Linked DNA regions of Homo sapiens: region 2 is linked to region 1. A link is a loop called in an ENCODE intact Hi-C map of the cell type or tissue named here. Cell type or tissue: pancreas. All regions are shown on one strand. Each heading gives the region's core, and the rest is flanking DNA. Links, peaks and the distances in the headings are about the cores only.

What was found. A loop is a pair of places that touch in the nucleus more often than their neighbours do. Peaks named below come from ENCODE experiments on the same cell type or tissue, not always from the same donor. Only the 100,000 strongest peaks of a DNase experiment are listed, where the experiment ranks them.
Region 2: a loop joins it to region 1, with 2.4 times the contacts of the local background. A loop is called at or near these places in 38 of 110 quality-filtered maps.

What each region holds. Positions count from the first base shown.
Region 1 is chr16:28,907,813-28,915,812 of GRCh38, forward strand. RABEP2 (rabaptin, RAB GTPase binding effector protein 2) reads right to left here. Exons shown (of 13, transcript NM_024816.3): 4 at 6,860-6,970; 5 at 6,424-6,774; 6 at 3,272-3,367; 7 at 3,076-3,174; 8 at 797-952. Among named protein-coding and RNA genes, the nearest start is that of RABEP2, 13 kb to the right of the region's middle. In pancreas, for the core only: no CTCF peak of the experiment used is centred there; a DNase peak (open chromatin) is centred at 3,099.
Region 2 is chr16:28,859,030-28,868,356 of GRCh38, forward strand. It overlaps SH2B1 (SH2B adaptor protein 1), which reads left to right and starts at 4,814. Exons shown (of 8, transcript NM_001387430.1): 1 at 4,814-8,004; 2 at 8,302-8,403. The coding sequence starts at 7,066. RefSeq lists enhancers at 3,889-3,958, 4,239-4,533, 4,251-4,756, 4,399-4,758 and a silencer at 4,869-5,028. In pancreas, for the core only: no CTCF peak of the experiment used is centred there; DNase peaks (open chromatin) are centred at 4,422, 4,752, 7,492 and 7,552; H3K4me3 peaks cover 1,742 bases; H3K27ac peaks cover 1,807 bases.

The DNA.
Region 1 (8,000 bases), core at 1-8,000:
TCTTTTGAGACAGAGTTTCACTCGTTACCCAGGCTGGAGTGCAATGGCGCGATTTCGGCTCACTGCAACCTCCGCCTCCTGGGTTCAATCGATTCTCCAGCCTCAGCCTACCGAGTAGCTGGGATTACAGGTGCCCGCCACCACACCAGGCTAATTTTTGTATTTTTAGTAGAGATGGGGTTTTGCCATGTTGGGCAGGCTGGTCTCAAACTCCTGACCTCAGGTGATCCACCCACCTTGGCCTCCCAAAGTGCTGGGATTACAGGCGTGAGCCACCGCGCCTAGCCCTGACTAATTTTTTTGTATTTTTAGTAGAGACAGGGTTTTACCGTTGGCCAGGCTGGTCTCAAATTCCTGACCTCAAGTGATCCGCCCGCCTCAGCTTCTCAAAGTGCTAGGATTACAGGTGTGAGCCATCGCGCCTGGCTAATAAGCCATATTATTAAGAAAAAGTTGACAAAGGCTAGGCATAGATCCATGATGGCAGCTTGCTATAAACCAAAGATTATGATAAATTCAATCTTGTGGCTCGCGTGTCACTTAAAAATAGCAAACCAACCAAATGACTGCTTCCTTCCTGCCAAGCATTCTGTTAATTCATTTTCTTTTGATGCCAATGCTGGAAAGCATGTATGGTTCCATTTCTCAGATGAGGAAACTGAGCCTTAGAGAAGGCAAATGAGTTAGCCAAGCAAATACACAGCACCCTGGCTGGTCGTGACCAACGCTCTGCCCTGCCTGGGAAGAAGGGGCCCTCACGGTGGCTCCAGGCTCTCAGTGCCCACACTCAGCTTACTGGCACAGAGCTGGGCAGTGATTCCTCCTCGCCCTGCTCCTGCTGCGAGCCCTGGGGGGCTGAGGATGGCAGCTGCTCGGCCCGGAGCCCTTGGTTTTCCTCATTCAACCGCTTTACCTCATGGTGCAGGCACTTGTGGGTGGTGACCAGCTCCGCCTATGGACAGACAGTTAGTATAAGGCAATGAAGAGGACAGGGCGTCTCCAGTCCCTAGGAGGCCAAACCTCCTTGAACCCTCCTCCCAGACTGACAGCAAGAGAGCCCATACCCTCTCTGTTCCTAAGCAAGGAAGGAGCACTTTTTGCTACCAAGCTCTTCAGACACCTCTGTCCCTGCTAACACGCAGATTACAGGCTGCTGCCAGGGCCCAAGCCAGATATTTTACTTGGTCTATATATATATATATATATATATACACATACACACACACACACACAAATATTTAAATATATATAAATTTAAATTTTAAAAAATATATATTTTTTTGAGACAGAGTCTCCCTCTGTCACTCAGGCTGGAGTGCAATAGAGTGATCTCGGCTCACTGCAACCTCCGCCTCCCGGGTTCAAGCGATTCTCCTGCCTCAGCCTCCCAAGTAGCTGGAATTACAGGCGCCCACCATCACGCCTGGCTAATATTTGTACTTTTAGTAGAGACGGGGTTTCACCATGTTGGTCAGGTTGGTCTCAAACTCTTGACCTCAGATGATCCACCTGTCTTGGCCTCCCAAAGTGCTGGGATTACAGGTGTGAGCCACCGTGCCCGGCCCATATATATTTTTAAAACCTTAAAGTAGTTGCCAATTCTAAAAATTAAGAGACAAGCCAGGCGTGGTGCCACACACCTATAACCCTGGCTATGGGGGAGGCCAAGGTGGGAGGGTCACTTGAGGCCAGGAGTTTGAGACCAGCCTGGGCAACATAGTGAGACCCCGACTCTACAAAAAAATTTACAAATTAGCTGGGCATGGTGGTGTGAGCCTGTAGTCCCAGCTACTCAGGAGGGTGAGGCTGCAGGATTGCTTGAGCCCAGAAAGTTGAGGCTTCAGTGAGCTCTGATTGCACCACTGCACTCCAGCCTGGCCAGCCTGAGCGACAGAGCAACACACCATTTCTTAAAAAAAAAAAAACAGGAGGCCGGGCTCAGTGGCTTACGCCTGTAATCCCAGCACTTTGGGAGGCCGAGACGGGTGGATCACGAGGTCAGGAGATCGAGACCATCCTGGCTAACACGGTGAAACCCCGTCTCTACTAAAAATACAAAAAAAAATATTAACCGGGCGTGGTGGCAGGCACCTGTAGTCTCAGCTACTCGGGAGGCTGAGGCAGGAGAATGGCGTGAATCTGGGAGGCAGAGCTTGCAGTGAGCCGAGATCGTGCCACTGCACTCCAGCCTGGGTGAAAGAGCGAGACTCCGTCTCAAAAAAAAAAAAAAAAAAAAAAATAGGAGACAATACACAAATATTCATATTTTTGGTTTCTCTTGAAAAATCAGAAAATCTGGCAGCAGGGAACCTGTGTTCCTAGGTGGCCACAGTCAGCAAAGCCCAGAGGCAGGAGCCCCTTGCAGGGGCCTCTGGTTCCAGGCCGCCTACTGCCCTCCTACCCTCCTGCCCTACACCTGGCCCTGTTCAATCACGTATGTCTCCTCCCCAGTCTTTGTCAGTATCTGATTTGCTTTTTTTTTTTTTTTTTCTTTGAGACAGTTTTGCTTTCACCCAGGCTGAAGTGCAATGGCGTGATCTCGGCTCACTACAACCTCTGTCCCCTGGGTTCAAGCGATTATCCTGCCCAGCCAAGTAGCTGGGATTATAGGCGCCCACCACCATGCCCGGCTAATTTTTGTATTCTTAGTAGAGATGGGGTTTCCCTGTGTTGGCTAGGCTCGAACTCCTGACCTCAGGTGATCCAACCGCCTAGGCCTCCCAAAGTGCTAGGATTACAGGTATGAGTCACCTCGCCCAGTCAGATTTGATTTTAATCCTCATGACTCTGCAAACTAGGGCCCATTATGTCAGTTTTATAGATGGTGAGGCAGAGGCTGGGAGTCTGGGATTAGCTCAAGATCAAACAGCTCTGTGTGGCTGCAGGGGCCCTGTTCTGGCCACGGCACCAGCTGCCCCAAAACCCTCTTACCTACCTGGCACCGGTTCCAGGGTGTGGCCTGAGCAGCTGGGGACAGGACAGGTTCCTTGACTTCCCACGTGCCCCCTTCCACCACGTGCAACTGATTCCTGCTGGACTCCTCGCCCTCCTGCCCTAGGGCCCCCAGGTACTCACCATCTGCAGCTGCACCCGCTCCTGGGCCTGGCTCACGGTCCCTTGCAGGGTCCGCAGCAGCTGCTCTGAGTTCTGGACCTGGGCCAGGAGCACCTGCATCTGGGTTGGAGGGAGGGCGAAAGTGAGGGCAAGGGCATGTCAGGGGGCGGCAGGTAGCCAGAGGCCGGCTGGGGCTGCAGCAGCGGCAGGGACCCACCTGCTTGGCACAGTCCTCATTGCTCCGTCTCAGGCCCTCTTGGAGCTCGTCCCGCTCGCGACTGACGCTCTCCAGGTCCTTCTGCAGCTGTCGGCCCTGCCACAGACCCTGCCTTCAGCCTGCATCTCCCAGGAACTTGGCCCCCCTCACCACACTTCTCGTGGCCCACCTCTGCAGGGAGGTGCCCTCATCCACACAGTCCGTCAAATTACAGGCCCAGCCATCCATTCTCTTCCCTTCACTCCCCACCCATCAGCAGGCCCTGCCAGGTCCACCTCCAAAGTGGATTCCACAGGACTGGGTGGAGTGGGGTCACGCCTGTAATCCCAGCACTTTGGAAGGCCGAGGCGGGTGGATCATTTGAGGTCAGGAGTTCAAAACCAGCCTGGCCAACATGGTAAAACCCTGTCTCTACTAAAAATACAAAAAATTAGCCGGGCGTGGTGGCGGGACACCTGTAATCTCAGCTACTCGGGAAACTGAGGCAGGAGATTCACTTAAACCCAGGAAGCAGAGGTTGCAGTGAGCAGTGAGCAGAGGTTGCCGTGAGTGAGATTCCGTCTCAAAAAAGAGAAAAAAAAAAAAAAAACAGGGCCAGGCATGGTGGCTCATGCCTATAATCCCACCACTTTGGGAGGCTGAGGTGGGTGGTCAGGAGTTCAAGACCAGCCTGACCAATATGGTGAAACCTTGTCTCTACTAAAAATACAAAAAAAGTAGTTGGACGTGGTGGCGGGCCCCTGTAATCCCAGCTACTGGGGAGGCTGAGGCAGGAGAATCGCTTGAACCTGAAAGACAGAGGTTGCAGTGAGCCAAGATCAGGCCACTGCACTCCAGCCTGGGTGACAGGACAGGACTCCATCTTAAAAAAAGTGGATTCCAGCCGGGCATGGTGGCTCGCACCTGTAATCCCAGCACTTTGGGAGGCCGAGGTGGGCGGATCACGAGGTCAGGAGATCGAGACCATCCTGGCTAACATGGTGAAACCCCGTCTCTACTATAAACACAAAAAATTAGCCAGGTGTGGTGGCAGGCGCCTGTAGTCCCAGCTACTCGGAAGGCTGAGGCAGGAGTATGGCATGAACCCGGTAGGTGGAGCTAGCAGTGAGCCGAGAACCACACCACTGCACTCCAGCCTGGGTGACACAGCGAGACTCCATCTCAAAAAAAAAAAAAGTGGATTCCACATCCACCCATTTCTTCCTGTCTCTGCGGCCATCCCCTGGTCCAAGGTACCACCTTCCTGTACACCACAGTCCCAGCCTCTCAGCTTCTCCTGTGTCCCCTACCCCAACACAGCCCCAAGTAAGCTTTCTTTCTTTCTTTTTTTTTTTTTTTTTTTTGAGATGGGGTCTCACTCTGTGACCCAGGCTGGAGTGCAGTGGCGCACGATCTCAGCTCACTGCAGCATCGACCTCCTGGGCTCAAGCAATCCTCTCATCTCAACCTCTCGAAGTAGCCTGGATCATAGGCATGTGCCACTGTGCCCAGCTACTTTTTTGTGTTTTTTTGTAGGACAGGGTTTCATCATGTTGCCCAGGCTGGTCTCAAACTCCTGGGCTCCAGCATTCTGCCCGCTTCAGTGTCCCAAAGTGCTGAGATTACACGCGTGAGCCACTGCACCTGGCCCCAAGTGAGCTTTTGAAAGCCTGGAGCCGGGAGGCTTCTCCGTTGCTTAACCCTGCAGGTGCTTCCCACGTCTCCTAAGACGCACAATGCACAACAGGCCCCCGAGGTCGGACTCATGTGGCCCTGCCTTTCTTTCTGGTCTCCTCTTCTCTCCTCCCCGGTGGCCTTCCTGTTCCTCAGACACACTGTGGTCTCTCCATCCTCAGGGCCTTCGAACTCACAGTTCCTTGTGCCCCGGTTTTTTTTTCTCTTTTTTTTTGAGACACAGTTTCTCTCTGCTTCTCTTCTTGCCCGGGCTGGAGTGCAATGGCGCGATCTCGGCTTACCACAACTTCTGCCTCCTGGGTTCAAGCGATTCTCCTGCCTCAGCCTCCCAAGTAGCTGGGATTACAGGCATGCGCCACCATGCTTGTCTCCATGTTGGTCAGGCTGGTCTTGAACTCTCAACCTCAGGTGATCTGCCCATCTCGGCCTCCCAAAGTGCTGGGATTACAGGCATGAGCCACCGCGCCCGGCCTGCCCCGGTCTTTAAGAGTACTTCCTCACGCCATCTGGGTCTCAGTTCCAGCCTGAACCCGGGTCAGTCTCCCTCACTGCCAGTCTCTATCCTATAAGCCCAGTTTTGTTTTTCTCTGGGCATCTCCCTGGTGACAATGTCTTCCCCATGCATCCATGTGCATTTTTTTTTAAAGCATCTTTATTGAGTTATAATTTCTTTACCACATAATTTACCCATGTTAAATATACAATTCATTTTTTGTATCACATTATTGTTATTATTATTTTGAGACAGAGTTTCACTCTTGTTGCCCAGGATGGAGTGCAGTGGTTTGATCTTGGCTCACTGCAACCTCCGCCTCCCCAGTTCAAGCGATTCTCCTCCCTCAGCCTCCTGAGTAGCTGGGATTACGGGCATGCGCCACCACGCCCAGCTAATTTTTGTGTTTTTAGATGGGGTTTCACCATGTTGTCCAGGCTGGTCTCAAACTCCTGACCTCAGGTGATCCACCCACCTCGGCCTCCCAAAGTGCTGGGATTACAGGCATGAACCACCGCACCCGGCCTCTTTTTTTTTTTTTTTTTTTTTGAGACAGGTTCTCACTCTGTGACCCAGGCTGGAGTGGGTGGCACGATCTCGGTTCACTGCAACCTCAATCTCCTGGGCTCAAGAGATCCTCCTGCCTCAGCCTCCCAAGTAGCTGGGACTACAAGTGTATACTTGGCTTTTTTTTTTTTTTTTAACTTTTGTAAAGAGACAGGGTCTTACTATGTTGCCCAGACTGGCCTTGAACTCCTAGCCACAATCTTCCCACCCAGCTTCCGAGTGGCTGGGATGGCAGGTGTGAGCCACCGCACCTGGCCCCTATGCATGTTTACATCTGCCTGCCTTCACCAGGAGGGGGGCCTCTCTTCTCCCTGTGGAAGCTCCGGCTCTAGTTCTGGGTCTGAACACAGGTGGTGCGGGGGAAGCATCCAGCAGAGAGGGGGATGGTACACCCCGCCACCCTGCCCACAACACTCACCTCTGTCTGCAGCTGCTCCCACTGAGTGTCTGGGACGAGCTGGTAGCCAGGAGGGGGCAGGTAGATGCCCTCGGGAACCAGGGTGCCCGTAGACACCAGCGAGGCCGTCTCTTCCTGTTCAGGGCTCAGGCCCTGGCGGCTTTGGGGCAGGGAGGAGCTGCTGCCGACCCCACCGCCAAGGGAGAAGGAGGAGATGGAGGCGCTGTCATCGCAGTTGTGAGCGAAGGCCTCAGCGGCTGGACCCCCATCTCCGCTCAGCTCCTCCAGAGGCTCCAGCGGGGGCGATGGATCCCGGGACAGGGGCAGCAACTCCGTGGAGCCGTGCAGGGAAGGGGCATGCCGGGGACGTCTCTAGGGAAGGGGGCAGGGAAGAGGCTGGGGGGCCAGGGTCCTCTGGCACCCCTCCTTCCCCAGCGCCCCCTGGCCGTGCCCTCACCTGGATCTCCTGAATCAGCTCCTCGGCCCTCAGCAGCTTCGCCTTCAGCTCCTCGATCTCCTTTTCCATGGGCAGTACGATCTCCCGCAGCTTCTCCGAGTCCTCGTGGGCCTGGAGGGAGCGGGGTGTGGCAGCAATAGTTCCCCCTCCAAAGTGCTGAAGCCCCGGGTCTGTTCAGAGCTTCCTCTCCAAGCACATCAGCTCTCCTAATCCTCCCTAGAAGGTGCTGTCCACCCTCATTCCAGAGATAAGAACACAGAGGCTCTAGAAGCTTCCACGACTTGCCCCAGGACATAAGGGCAAGGATGAAGGTCACGACTTCTTCCTGTGGTCCCGTCACTCACCATGTCTTCCTTCTCCAACATCCATTTTTTTCTTTCGTCATAGAACTTTACCTTTTTTTTTTTGAGATGGAGTCTTGCTCTATCACCCAGGCTGGAGTGCAGTGGCACAATCTCGGCTCGCTGCTACCTCCGCCTCCTGGGTTCAAGCCATTCTCCTGCCTCAGCCTCCTGATTAGCTGGGACTACAGGCATGTGCACCAATGAGCTAATTTTTGTATTTTTTTGTGGAGACAGGATCTTGCTATGTTGCCCAGACTGGTTTTGAACTCCAGGCCTCAAGTGATCCTCCCACCTCAGCCTCCCAAGGTGCTGGCATTACAAGTGTGATTCCCAGCATCTGGGTTGGGATTACACCAATGGCCAGCACACTTCACATTGTTAGTTGGGCATGTGGCCTAAATCCTAAAATACCATCCACATTTCTCAGCTTCCTTGCAACTAAACAGATCATCTGGCTAAGTTCCAGCTACTGAGATGGAAACAGATAAGCCAAGGGGACCTTCCAGGACAACTCTTTATTTTATTTGTATTATTATTACATTTTTTTGAGATGGAGTCTCACTCTGTTGCCCCGACTAGAGTGGAGTGGCATAATCTCGGCTCACTGCAACCTCCGCCTCCTGGGTTCAAGCGATTCTCCTGCCTCAGCCTCATGAGTAGCTGGGATTACAGGCGCTCGCCACCACGCCCGGCTAATTTTTGTATTTTTAGTAGAGACAGGGTTTCACTATTTTGGCCAGGCTTGTCTCGAACTCCTGAAACCACCCACCTCAGCCTCCCAAAGTGCTGGGATTACA
Region 2 (9,327 bases), core at 544-8,543, 48 kb before region 1:
CTCCCTGGTTCAAGCCGTTCTCATGCCTTAGCCTCCCGAGTAGCTGGGATTACAGGCATGGACCACCCAACCTGGCTAATTTTTTTGTATTTGTTGTAGAGATGGGGTTTCACCATGTTGCCCAGGCTGGTCTTGAACTCCCAGCCTCGGGTGATTCGCCTGCCTCAGCCTCCTAATGTGTTGGGATTACAGGTGTGAGCCACCATGCCCAGCCTATTTATTTAAGTTTTATTTTAGGTTTGGGGATACATGTGAAGGTTTATCACATAGATAGACACCTGTCATGGGGGTTTGTTATACATGTCATCACTCAGGTATTAAGCCCAGTACCCAACAGATAAATTCCTTATTAAATGACAAAAGATCACTGGGCGATGAAAGCTGAGCTCATCAGACACCCCTGTTTTATTTGCTGTAGCTATTGGGAAAGCTATACTCTTTTTCTGCCAGGGTTGTTTAAGCTGGTAGAATGAGGCTTGGCTATTTTGCTACTTACGAGATGACAACCTCCCTGAGAATGAAGACAGTCCAGGGAGCCAGGCGTGGGTCATGCCTGTGGTCTCAGCTACTGGGGAGGCTGAGGTGAGAGGACTGCCTCAGCCCAGGAGTTCGAAGCTGCAGTAAGCTATGATTGTACCACTGCACTCCAGCCCAGGTGACAGAGCAAGACCCTGTATCAGGAAAAAAAAAAAGAGAGAGAGAAAAAGAAAGAAAGTCCAGGGAAAAGCAGAACTAAAAGAGACTGAGACCAAGTTCAAATCAACATTGTTTGAGCCTCTGGCTCCAGCCATGCCTGAAGTCATCCTATCTCTGATTTTTCAATTATTTAAACCAATAGACCCCCCCCCCCCGGCTGTTTTCATGTTTAAGTTAGCTGGAATTAGGGTTTCTAGTAGTTATAGCGGAAAGCATCCCGAGTTTTACATCCCTGCTTATGAGGAAGAAGGGTTTCTCCCCTTCATATTAATGCCTTGGCTTAACCTGGGCCCTGGATAACGTCCCCACCAACCTTCTCCGCAACCTTGCTCCTTCAGCGACCATCCTCTCTACTGATTCCTTTCCCCTTAATGTTTCCAACAAAATCAGATCTTCCTCAAGATAGAAACAAACAAGCAAACCTTTCTACCTTCTCACACTTACAACCTGCCTTATCTCTGTCCTCCCCTTTTCAGCCAAACTGTGTAGAACATCTCTCCACATTTTTCCTCCCACTTCTTGAATTTTTTTTTTTTTTTTTTTTACGATGGAGTCTTGCTCTGTCACCCAGGCTGGAATGCAGTGGCACGATCTTGGCTCACTGCGACCTCCACCTCCCAGGTTCAAGCGATTCTCCTGCCTCAGCCTCCCAAGTAGCTGGGATTACAGGTGCGTGCCACCACGCCTGGCTAATTTTAGTAGAGACAGGGTTTTGCCATGTTGGCCAGGCGGGTCTCAAACTCCTGACCTCAGGTGATCCGCCTGCCTTGGCCTCCCAAAGTGCTGGAATTACAGGCGGGAGCCACCGTGCCCAGCCTCCTCCCACTTCTTTACCTTCCACTCATTCCTCAAACCACTACCATTTGGCCTCTGCTGAAACTACTCTCACCAAGTCACGCAGCAGTCTCTTAGTTATCAATGCCTTCTAGAGACCATGGCAGCACACCCTGTGATCCCCCACGGATCCCTTTATATCATTTGTGTTTGTGTTTGCCCATTTCCCCCCGACACACACACATCTTATACTCACTCCCACACTCCCTGGTCTCTGGTATGTGATTTCTGTTCCAACAGTTAGGACTCCAGATTTGTTTTTTTTTTAATTTCTTGAGATGGAGTCTCGCTCTGTTGCCCAGTCTGGAGTGCAGTGGCATGATCTTGGCTCACTGCAACCTCCACCTCCCAGGTTCAAGCGATTCTCGTGCCTCAGCCTCCCAAGCAGCTGGGATTACAGGCACGCGCCACCACACGTGGCTAATTTTTTATATTTTTGGTAGAGATGAGGTTTCGCCATGTTGGCTAGGCTGGTCTCAAACTCCTGACCTCAAGTGATCTGCCCACCATAGCCTCCCAAAGTGCTGGGATTGATAACAGTGGGATTGATTACAGGACTGAGCCACCATGCCCAGCACTTTTTTGTTTTTTGAGATGGAGTCTCGCTCTGTTGCCCAGGCTGGAGTGCCGTGGGACGATTTTGGCTCACCACAGCCTCCGCCTCCCAGATTCAAGTGATTCTCCTGCCTCAGCCTCCTGAGTAGCTGAGATTACAGGTATGTGCCACCATGTCCAGCTAATTTTTGTATTTTTAGTAGAGGTGGGGTTTCACTATGTTGGCCAGGATGGTCTTGAACTCCTGAACTCATGATGCGCCCGCCTCAGCCTCCCAGTGTTGGGATTACAGGCGTGAGCCACTGCGCCCGGCCATCTTAGAACATTTTTTTTTTTGAGACGGAGTCTCGCTCTGTCGCCCAGGCTGGAGTGCAGTGGTGCGATCTCGGCTCACTGCAAGCTCTGCCTCCCAGGTTCACGCCATTCTCCTGCCTCAGCCTCCCCAGTAGCTGGGACTACAGGCACCCGCCACCACGCCTGGCTAATTTTTTTTGTATTTTTAGCAGAGATGGGGTTTCACCGTGTTAGCCAGGATGGTCTTGATCTCCTGACCTCATGATCCGCCTGTCTCGGCCTCCCAAAGTGCTGGGATTACAGGCGTGAGCCACTGTGCCCGGCCTTGAACATTCTTAGGTGAGTCAGGATTTATCCGTCTTCCCCTCTTGGGTTATTTATTTGTCTTCGAGTTCCAGGATGGGCACTTGATCCAATCAGCTACTCAGTTCTGGAAATTTCATTGGGAATCTCAGAAAAGAGGCATGCTCCTTCTAGGAGAGTTGCTAAGCTATTAGGGTTTAAGCTTGGAGCTACAAGAAGCTATTTTGCCACTAAGAGAGGAGAGCCTGCCTGAGGGTGAAGCCAAATGCATAGGGAAGGCAGAACCAGAGATGGTGAGCCACAGGTTCCTGATATCTTCTGGCCCCTGTGTTCACCTGTCTGAATCTGTCCGCTCTGGACTTTTCGATTACTTGGGCCATAGCTTCCTTTACTGTTTAGGCCAGCTGGAGCCGGGTCAATCAGACACTGGATGGGTGGAGGATCTCACTGTGCTCATGCTTTCAACTACCCTCCGTACTTTAATTGTTCTCGATTTCTCTAACTGGCCTTGATGTCTCTTCTTAGCTCCAGACTATATGCCCACAGACGTCCCAAAAGCACGTCTGGAATTGACCTCATTATTATTATTGTTATTATTTTTGAGATGGAGTCTCGCTCTTTTGCCCAGGCTGGATTGCAGTGGCGCAGTCTTGGCTCACTGCAACTTCCGACTCTGGGGTTCAAGTGATTCTTCTGCCTCAGCCTCCTCTCAAGTAGCTGGGAGTACAGGCGCCTGCCACCAAGCCCGGCTAAAATTTTTGTATTTTTATTGCAGATGGGGTTTCACCATGTTGGTCAGGCTGGTCTCAAACTCCTGACCTCAAGTGATCCGCCCGCCTCGGCCTCCCAAAGTGCTGGGATTACAGGCGTGAGCCACTGCGTCCGGCCTTGACCTCAATTCTTTTTTTTTTTTTTTTTTTTTGATAGGGAGTCTAGCTCTGTTGCCCGCGCTGGAGTGCCGTGGCGCCATCTCGGCTCACCGCAACCTCTGCCTCCCGGGTTCAAGCTGTTCTCCTGCCTCGGTCTCCCAAGGGGCTGGGATTACAGGCGCCTGCCACCACGCCCGGCTAAATTTTTTGTATTTTTAGTACAGACGGGGTTTCACCATGTTGGTCAGGCTGGTCTCAAACTCCTGACCTCAAGCCATCCGCCCGCCTCGGCCTCCCAAAGGGCTGGGATTACAGGCGTGAGCCAGCGCTCCCGGCCCTGACCTCATTTTTTTTTTTTCTATTTTTAAAATAGGGATTCTAGTTCTGTTGCCTGGGCTGGAGTGCCGTGGCGCCATCTCGGCTCACCGCAATCTCTGCCTTCCGGATTCAAGCTATTCTCTTGCCTCTGCCTCCGGAGGGACTGGGACTACAGGCGCGCGCCACCATGCCCGGCTAATTTTTGTATTTTTAGTAGAGACGGGGTTTCACCATGTTGGCCAGGCTGGTCTCGAACTCCTGACCTCAGGTGATCCACCTGCCTCGGCCTTCCGAAGTGCTGGGATTACAGGCATGAGCCACTGCGCCCGGCCCTGACCTCATTATTTCTACCCACCCCCTCCCCCACCACTACCACCATCTTCATCTCCAGCCTCAGAGATGCAAACTCCTGGACCGCCTGCCCCTTTCCTCAGATAAACCAAGGTCGTAAGTTCAGGCTCCGCCTCCCCGCAGGGCCTCCCCAAGGTCACCCGCTTCTTTCCTCGCTCAGCTCCTTGGTGGCGTTGTCCGCGTGCCCCTCCACAGCGGGGCCGGCGCTCTAGGCTGCAGCGGGCCGTTCACACAGCCTCATCATCTCGCTGGTTTCCGGTGCTCGGCGGCTACTCTAGCCCTCAGCCGGGCCCTGGGACTCTATCCCCTAAGGCCGGTTCTCTATGGTCGACATCGCCCCTTTGTCCCGAATTTCCTCCGGGAGGACGCTCTGGTGGGATCCAAGCACTTCCCCCGCTGCGTCTGTGGTCGCTTTTAGGTGCAACTGGAGAAGGCACTGAAGCCCTACGAGATTCACACCGTCTTCGGTCTCCTGGGGTCGGCGCCGAGTGGGAGGATGGCGGAAGTAAGTATGAAGGTGCCCTTCCCTCCCGCCGCTGTTCTCTATGGTCTCTTCCTTCAGCGACGGGAAAGGGGGTCCTGACGCCTGCGCGGAACCGGGCTGGGCGCTCGTCGCGTAGTGGGTGGGGGCGCAGGGAGCGGGAGCCGCCGCCGCCGCCGCCGCCGCCGGAGCTAACCTCGGGGACCGAGATGCAGGTGGGACCGGAACCGGAACCCCCCTCTTCAAGTACCTTTTCCCTCTCCGCGACCCGGCCCTGGCGCCCGAGAGGATTCCTGGGTGGGGGTGGGCGTGGAGGGCCGGGGGCTGGAGAGGCACTCGGCCCCGGAGAGTGCAGCAGACAGGGCTGGTCCCGAGGTGGATGCGGCCCCGGAAAATGGGCGGCTGGGGGGTGTCCAGGGAGTAGGGTCGGATCGGAGTATATGGACCACCGGGCCCGGAGGGTCCGAGCCGAGAGCGGAGCCTGCACCCTCCACCTCCCGCCCTTCGGGAAATATCAGAACTGAGCCAGGAGGCAGGTGCACCGGGAAAATGTGTCTGAGTCCTGCTTGGCAGAAGAGAAACTGAGTCACCAGCTTAGGAGTCGCAGGGTCAGCGGGCCTGAAGGGGGCTGGGTCTGTCTGCGGTGCGGAGGATTGGGTGGGCCTGTGTGAGCCGAGGTGGCCGCTGGCTGGAGATTGGTTTGCACTTCTTGGCTGGGTTCCCCCGTGCTCCATGACTCCTGCATCTCCTGATTGTTTCTCGTTGGTTTGGAGTTGTCCCTGCGGTTGGAGCCATCTGAGCTTGTAGGGTCGAGGCCCAGGAGGAAGGGGAGGGTTCACCGACTTACAGCCTGGCTGTAGGTTTGAACAGGAGTCTGAGGTCGCTGAGGGTTTGGGGAGGCTTTCCTGAGCTGCTCTGGCCCCAGTCCTGGGGCTGTCACCTTCCAGTATTGCGTGGCGGGAGGAGCGCTAACAAGAGCCAAGGGTTGTAAATTCCACACCCAGCTCTGCCACTTTCTAGTTGTAAGACCTTGAGAGGGCTCCTCCTTTCTCTAATTTCTATTTTAGAAAATTGGAACAATAATATTCTTCTCCCACATGAAGATAGTAACAATGGCAGTCGTTCAGCGGATGCTTACTTTGCGTTCAGCGCTGACATACCCCATTCCATGTAATTCTCTCAACATTTCGAGGGGAGGGATCATTAGCTTTGTTTAACAGATAGAAAAACGGAGGCTCAGAGAGGACGTGGAATTTGTTCAAGATAACATCGCTCATAAGGTGGCTGGACTGGGTGCTCATAAGGTGGTTTGAGCCCTGGTCTGACTCAAGTCCATGGCCTTAACCAGAAGGCTAACCTGCCTTTAGGGCATACTCCCCAGTGGGAGAAGAGGAAGGTGAAAAATCCTAGGGCCCCAGCTCTCCCTGTGATGTTTTGTTTACGTGAGGCCAGCAAAGACTTGACCTGAGCCAACCCAGTTTCTCCTCTGGGGCCCCTGCGGCCTCTGGCCCCAGACTGAAGGGATACCAAAGAAGTGGGCTGTAGCTATTTCACATCTCCTTCACGCAGTGCGTGGGTGCTGGACTCTGGGGTCAGCTTTCAAGACAATTACTGTTTTGGTCCATCATGCATCCATCCTCATTAATGAATCGGCCCCCTCCAAAGAGTTGGACCCTAAGATGCGTGAGGCAGGCTCTCTAAGGTCTAGAATCCCAGCTCCTCTCTAGCCCCCTGCGAGCTGGGGCGGTGAGGTGCTATGGCTGAGGCTGGCCCAGCCGGGCCCTGGGGACAGGGACTATGAAGTGGGGAAAACAGTAGACTTGGAGTTCTGAAACTTTTCTGAGCTTCGGTTTCCTCATCTGTTCGAGAGGTCTTTGAAACCTCTCAGGGAAAGGTAAGATAACCAAGTGGGAGCCTCTAGAATGGCTCATGGGAAGTGTGACATGAATATTGGAGGATCCGATGTAGAGGGGGGGTGATCTGGAAAAGTTCCCTTTTTTAGGGGGAAGGTGCTCCAAAGCCCTCTACTGCTGGATCCAAAGCTAAGGAAAGTGGGGGCAAATGTGGCAGGCTCGGGGCAGGTTAGACGCTGGGGAGCCAGTTGGCTGGGGCCTGCAGGGTGCCAGGATCTGGGAGAGGGAAGGGAGGTGTTGGGCTCCCTTCCCCATTGCTCTCTGCGGAGTCTGAAGTAGGGTCGGACGTCTCTGGCTGGGGGTGGGATGCAGCCTCCGGTGCGCCCTCAGCAGTGACCCTCGTGTGTGCCTCTCTCTTCCTTTCGCAGCTGCTGCCGCCCACCCCTCGTCTTCTGGCTGCCTCCCTCTTTGTGCCCCACAGGCTCCCCCTCTCCACCTCCTGGGGCCCATCATGAATGGTGCCCCTTCCCCAGAGGACGGGGCCTCCCCCTCGTCTCCCCCGCTGCCCCCACCCCCGCCCCCTAGTTGGCGGGAGTTCTGTGAGTCCCACGCCCGGGCTGCGGCTCTGGACTTTGCCCGCCGTTTTCGCCTCTACCTGGCCTCCCACCCCCAATATGCGGGGCCCGGGGCCGAGGCTGCCTTCTCCCGCCGTTTTGCTGAGCTCTTCCTGCAGCACTTTGAAGCCGAGGTGGCCCGGGCCTCTGGCTCCCTGTCGCCACCCATCCTGGCTCCCCTGAGCCCTGGTGCGGAGATTTCGCCACATGACCTGTCCCTTGAGAGCTGCAGGGTGGGTGGGCCCCTGGCTGTGCTGGGCCCTTCTCGATCATCTGAGGACCTGGCCGGCCCCCTCCCTTCCTCAGTCTCTTCCTCCTCTACAACCTCCTCCAAGCCGAAGCTCAAGAAGCGCTTTTCCCTGCGTTCAGTGGGTCGCTCTGTCCGAGGCTCAGTCCGTGGCATCCTGCAGTGGCGGGGGACCGTTGACCCTCCCTCCTCCGCTGGGCCCCTGGAGACCTCGTCAGGCCCCCCAGTCTTAGGTGGAAACAGCAACTCCAACTCCTCTGGCGGGGCTGGGACCGTTGGTAGGGGACTGGTCAGTGATGGAACGTCCCCTGGGGAAAGATGGACTCACCGTTTTGAGAGGCTGAGACTCAGTCGGGGAGGGGGCGCCTTGAAGGATGGAGCAGGGATGGTGCAGAGGGAAGAGCTGCTGAGTTTCATGGGGGCTGAGGAGGCAGCCCCTGACCCAGCCGGAGTGGGCCGGGGAGGAGGGGTGGCTGGGCCTCCTTCAGGGGGAGGAGGGCAGCCTCAGTGGCAGAAGTGTCGCCTGCTGCTTCGAAGTGAAGGAGAAGGAGGAGGAGGAAGTCGCCTGGAGTTCTTTGTACCACCCAAGGTGAGGCCCCTTGGAGGGTGGGTGACTGAGAGCAAGTGAGAGAGTGCTCAGAGTGGTCACAGCCCTGCAGATAAGCTCTGGGGTTTACCAGCCCATGGCCCTGGTGTCGCTCACTTTTTGTTGGTAAAGCTGGCTCTTGGCTCTGTGTTAGCAGCTGCGGGCAGGACTGAGAAAGCAGTGTGACTGCCTTTTGTCTAACTTCCCGAGGATGTAGAAGGAAAGATGAATGTCTGGAGGGAGGGGAAGAGTGGTCTTTGGAAACCAAACACCCAGATCTGTTTCTTTCTCCTGACTTAGGCCTCTCGGCCCCGACTCAGCATCCCCTGCTCTTCTATCACAGACGTCCGGACAACCACAGCCCTGGAGATGCCTGACCGGGAGAACACGTTTGTGGTTAAGGTAGGAATTCAACTTCCCAGCCGCCGGCAGTGCTTGTGTTAAGGAGAAAGCCCTCAGCGCATTTAAGCAAGTGGCGTCGCCGAAAGGAGGTATATATATGTGTCCAGTGCCTTGAGAGTGTGTCCCTGGGGCTGCAGCTTTTCTGGGATAGCGGAAGACAGGGAAATGTTCTTACTCTCAAAAACAATGCCTCCACTTGAAAGAGAACTGTGGAGTTTTTGTTGTTGTGGTTGTTTTAGAGAGACAGGGTCTCCCTCTAAGTCAGGAGTGCAGCAACCTGATCATAGCTCACTGTAGCCTCGTGTAGCCTCGAACTCCTGGGCTCAAGTGATCGTCCTGCCTCAGCCCTCTAAGGAGCTGGGACTACAGGCATGTGACACCATGCCTGGCTAATTTTGTTACTTACTTACATTTGAGATAGAGCCTTGCTCTGCCGCACAGGCTGGAGTGCAGCGGCGCGATCTTGGCTCACTGCAACCTCTGCCTCCCAGGTTCAAGCGATTCTTGTGCCTCAGCCTCCTGAGTAGTTGGGATTACAGGCATGCACCACTATGCCCAGCTAATTTTTTGTATGTTTAGCAGAAATGGGTTTTGCCATGTTCGGCAGGCTGGTCTCAAACTGGCCTCAAGTGATCCACCCCACTTGGCCTCCCAAAGTGTTGGGATCACAGGCGTGAGCCACTGTGCCTGGCCTTATTTTATTTTATTATTTATTTATTTTTTTTGAGACAGAGTCTCGCTCTGTCGCCCAGGCTGGAGTGCAGTGGCGCGATCTCGACTCACTGCAAGCTCCACCTCCCGGGTTCATGCCATTTTCCTGCCTCAGCCTCCCGAGTAGCTGGGACTACTGGCGTCCGCCACCACGCCCGGATAATTTTTTTGTATTTTTAGTAGAGACGGGGTTTCACCAAGTTAGCTAGGATG